2 separate regions of the Homo sapiens genome follow, and region 2 is linked to region 1. The links are chromatin loops, found by intact Hi-C in ENCODE. Cell type or tissue: HCT116. All regions are shown on one strand.

What was found. Peaks named below come from ENCODE experiments on the same cell type or tissue, not always from the same donor. Only the 100,000 strongest peaks of a DNase experiment are listed, where the experiment ranks them.
Region 2: it touches region 1 in a loop (3-fold over the local background); 6 of 110 quality-filtered maps call a loop at or near these places.

The regions. Positions count from the first base shown.
Region 1 is chr14:55,863,659-55,866,158 of GRCh38, forward strand. No RefSeq gene overlaps it. Among named protein-coding and RNA genes, the nearest start is that of LINC00520, 68 kb to the left of the region's middle. RefSeq lists an enhancer at 1,790-2,290. In HCT116, a CTCF peak has its summit at 1,297 (motif pointing right); a DNase peak (open chromatin) is centred at 1,311.
Region 2 is chr14:56,332,398-56,334,897 of GRCh38, forward strand. The region is part of intron 5 of LINC02284 (long intergenic non-protein coding RNA 2284); the gene reads left to right. Among named protein-coding and RNA genes, the nearest start is that of LINC02284, 23 kb to the left of the region's middle. In HCT116, no CTCF peak of the experiment used is centred here; a DNase peak (open chromatin) is centred at 1,443.

The sequences.
Region 1 (2,500 bases):
TTTATTCTTCTCTAATTTTATTATTCACCCAAAAGTCATTCAGGAGAAGGTTGTTTAATTTCCATGTAATTATATGGCTGTGAGCAATTTTCTTAGTTTTGATTTCTATTTTTATTGCATTCTGCTCTGAGAGTGTAATTGGCATGATTTTTAAAAAATTGCTGAGAACTGTTTTATGCCTGACTGTGTGGTCAATTTTAGAGTATATGCCATGTGGTAATGAGAAGAATGTATATTCTGTTGTTTTTAGGTGGAGAGTTCTGTAGATGTCTACTAGGTCCATTTAGTTAAGTATTGAGTTCAGGTTCTGAATATCTTTGTTAATTTTCTGCCTCGAGGATCTGTCCAATCCTGTAAGTGGGATGTTGAAGTCTCCCACCATTATTGTGTGGGAATCTAAGTCTCTTCATAGGTCTCTAAGAACTTGCTTTATGAATCTGTGTGCTCCTGTGTTGGATACATATATACTTAGGATAATTAGGTTTTCTTGTTGAATTAAGCCCTTTGCCATTATGTAATTTCCTTCTTTGTCTTTTTTGATCATTGTTGGTTTAAAGTCTATTTTGTCTGAAATTAGGATTGCAACCCTTGATATTTTCTGTTTTCCATTTGCTTGTGCCATTTTCCTGTCTTTATTCCCTGTCTCTTTCAGGGATGCCAATGAGTCATAGATTTGATCTGTTTACATAATCCCATATTTCTTGGAGGTTTTGTTTATTCCTTTTCATTATTTTTTCTTTATTTTTGTCTGATGGTCTTATTTTAGAAAGCCAGTCTTCAATCTCTGAGATTCTTTCCTCAGCTTGGTCTATTCTGCTGTTACTACTGCAATTGCATTATGAAATTCTTGTAGTGTATTTTTTAGCTCTATCAGATCAGTTAGGTTCTTTTTTACACTGTTTTGTCTGTCAGCTCTTGAATCGTTTTATTGTGATCCTTAGATTCCTTTGATTGGGTTTTGATGTTTCCCTTAATCTTGATCTTCATTCCTATTCATATTCTGAATTTTATTTCTGTTGTTTCAGCCATCTCAGCCCAGTTAAAAACCCTTGCTGGAAAACTAGAGAGGTTGTTTGGAGGAATGAAGACACTTTGGTCTTTTGAATTGCCTGGTTCTTTCTCATCTCTGCATGTGGGTGTTCCTTTAACTGTGGTGTAGATTGAGTACACTCAATAGACTTCTTTTCTGGATGTTTTCAGAGGGTGAGGCTTTGTGCAGGGTCTTTGTAGCGGAATTCTTGTTGGTTTCACAGTGGGTTATGTTTGCAAAGTATTTTTGGTGTTGAAGTTTGGGGTTTGATCCACTAGGTGGCACTTAAGTATAATGAGCCCCCAGGCTCTTTGTTTCTTCCCCAGACCAAGGACAGCATGGGCAGAACCGCTGCTGTGGCCGCGACAGAGGGGCTGTCGGTTGCCTCTGGGAGTCTCTCCCCAGGGACACCCAGAGCCACTGCCAGTGGGTGCGCTCAGCCAGGGCAGCTGTTCTGCGATCCCGAGCTGGCGGCCCTGCCTGGTGGAGAGGGCAGGGTAGGGGCTCCCCGGGAAGACGGGCTAGACTCCTTTCTGTATGGTGGCTGCTGTGTGCTGGAGGTCCCAGCCTAGAGACTAGGCCTTTTGTTCTTAGGTTGACTCCGGCATTTCTTCCTGGGAGAAATGCTGGGCTGCCTCTGATTGAAGTGTTTCCGCAGGCAGGGTGGCTGTCCTGGCGTCCCAGGTTAGGCGGCCCCCAGTCCGTGAGAAGTGAGGGTGGGACCTGCATAGGGAGGGGAACAGTCCTGCCGCTTTTCCGTGAGGCAGCTGCTCTGTGCTAGGGGTCCGTACCATCCCCTGTCCCAACAGACTTTCTAGGCCGGCCCTCCCTCTGGGAGCTCTTCCCCAGGGAGGCGAGGAGCTGCTACTGGCCCGATTGCCCTGGAGGGGGTGGGGGTGAGGGGACTGCCGGGGGTGGTGGGTGGAGTCCCAGGTTGAGAGGTCTTGCCCAGTGAGGAAAAATGGGGTGGAGGACCCATGTAAAAAACGATCTGAATGCTTTTTTATAGGGCAGCTGCACTGTGCCGGGGGGCCAGTCAGTCCCTCATCACCCTGGGCTCTCCAGTGCCTGAAGGCAGCAACAGCAAAGGCTGCAAAACAGCAAAGATGGTGGCCCACCCCTCCCTCCGGGAGCTCCCTCTCAGGGAGGCGTGGAGCTGCTACCATGGTCACATGTGGCTGGAGTTCCAGGTCAGTGGGTCTTACCCCACCAGGTGCCGTGGAAGTGAGGCCTGCAGACTGTCTCTGCTCAGCCCCTTGGATTCAGCCCCTTTCCCTTAAGGGAGCCTAACCTACCCCTTTGCCAGAGCTGTGGCTGCTAATCCTGGGATGCCCGGGGACCAAAGGCTCCTAGGACCCTGATCAGTGGCTCTGCCCAGACTCCACCTAGCTCTGTGTGTCAGAGTGAACCCTGGTAGTAGGTTCATGAGGGGGACCTCCTGACCTCAGCGTTGCAAAGGTCTGTGGAAGA
Region 2 (2,500 bases), 470 kb after region 1:
GTAATGGTGGTGAGAGAATCTTGTACTAACTAAATAGTATCACTCACACTATGTGCTTGAAGTCGAAACCAAGGCTTAAACTTCCAGGAGTGGTTCTTTAGTTGTGGGCTTAAAATGTACACACAGGGTCTCACATATTGTCCCTGGGTTAAAATTTTTGTAAAATAAGTGTCATTTTTCTCTCTATGGGACACAGATAGAAGTGGTCAGGATGTTACAGGGAAGTGTATTCTTTCCTATTATCAAAGGGGTGATAATGCCCAGTTATTGTCCTGGCAGTTGGACCTCTGCTCTGCTGTCCTTAAAAGTGAGTGGAGGCCAAGTGCAGTTTCTCACGCCTGTAATCCCAGCACTTTGGGAGACTGAGGTGAGTGGATCACTTGAGGTCAGGAGTTCGAGACCAGCCTGGCTAACATGGTGAAACCCCATCTCTACTAAAAATACAAAAATTAGCCAAGCGTGGTGGCACATGCCTGTAGTCCCAGCTACTTGGGAGACTGAGGCAGGAGAATCGCTTGAATCCGGGAGGTGGAGGTTGCAGTGAGCTAACATCACGCCACTGCACTCCAGCCTGGGTGACAGGGTGAGACTCCGTCTCAGAAAAAAAAAAAGAAGTGAGTGGCAAGAAAATATAGTAATAAGCACTGACATGGCGCTTACCACGTGCCAAATTCTATTCTTTATGTTTATGGATATTACCTTATTCAATCCCCACCATAACCCTATGGAGTGAACGTTATCCTCACTCCATAGGATGAGGATATTATTATCCTCTTTTTTAAACCACTTTTTATGTGCAATATCTACCTTTAAAAATATCTATTAGTAAACAGCTGAATTATAAAAAATCAATTTCACTCCAGCAAACCTCGAGTGCCCAAGGCCGACAACAAATGACTCAGCGAGTAAAATAAAGGTAGAACAAAGCAACAAGGACAAGTAAGACTTTAAGTGATTATTATTACCTCATTTTTACAGATGCTAAAGGTTAAGATGCAAGAACACGAGTGTCAAGTTCTGGTTCCAGACTACATGCTCGTGGCCACTACACTCTGCTGCTGCCTCATATTCTATATGCCTTGTACACTGTAACTCCACTGAAGTGCTGGTGGTGGTGGCGTGTGTGTGTGAGAGGGAGAGAGAGAACTGGGGCATCGGGAGGCCCCTAGCCCTCACACCTACCAGCCCAGCCACTGTGCAGAATGCAGGGATGAGTTGTTTCATTTCAGGTGTTCACTCTGCTTTTTGCAGAACATATTGTCCCTTGAAGGATATTAATACAGGAAATGAATAAAGAGTGGCTTCAAAACAAATTTGAGACCAGGACAGCTTCCATCTTATGTGTTTCAGATAAATAAGCCCTTACAGTAATCAACTCTTCAGGGCCAGACCTCTCTCCCTGGAATATGAAGTGCTCCAGCACACTGTAAACAACAGTGATGTGACTCATTTCCTGAACTGTGTCGTGGCCATCTGCTCAAATATCTGCCTTCCTTTTCCTGTATTCTAATGATACAGCAACTCTATGGACAATTATGTAGCCATTAAAAATGGCAATTTAAATTTTCAAAGTTAAAATGCATAACAATGTGGGGAAAATGCCTATAATACAATGTTAAGTGAAACAATTGCACACAAGAGGTGCATGTATGTAAAATGTGTATGCACGAGGCCAAGGCCTAGAAGGACATGGAAAAGGAAGCTTGTTTTCAAAAACTGGAGACTTCTTTTTTAAAGTTTCACATATACTTTTAAAATTAGAAATAAAGCAAGACGCTTCGTTGTGCAATTTCACTGCCATCAACTACAAACATAATGTTTACATACCGACCCAGTTTTTTTGGAGCTGGGAGGATCTCTAAGATTGATAAAAAATAGTTATTAAAATGGCAGATTTTTCTGGATATGGGAAAACTTATCATAAGAGAAGTATGTCGTTTCCTTATCCTGTTTGAAATTTTTTAATGGTTGGAGAACTTGTGAGGAAGGAGATTAAGAATGAAACAGTAATCTTTTCTTTAAAATGTTATCTCACACCAGATACAGAGAATAAATGAGCAGTTTCCAATCCTTTTTAGGAAGGAGGCAGGACATAAATAAACAAAATATGGACTACATGAAATATAACTTAAGCAATCTCCCTAGATACATTTTTCAATAAACCTAAAATCTATTAGGTATTTTTGTAGTTCTTCATTTCCTTTACTCACTTAAAGTCTTACTTGTCCTTGTTGCCTTGTTCTGCCTTTATTTTACTCACTGAGTCATCTGTTGTCAGCTTTGGGTACTTGAGGCTTGCTGGAGTGAAAAGAATTTTTTATAATTCAGCTCTGTTTACTAATACATCTTTTTTAAGGTAGATATTGCACGTAAAAAGTGTTTTTTTTTTTTTAAAATCAGCCAATGCCCTTGTGAAGCTACTTCATTTGCTCTGTTGGTCCAGGTCAGCTAAGTTTCCCACACATCTTTAGTATTGATGCATCAAAGGACTTAGTGAAAT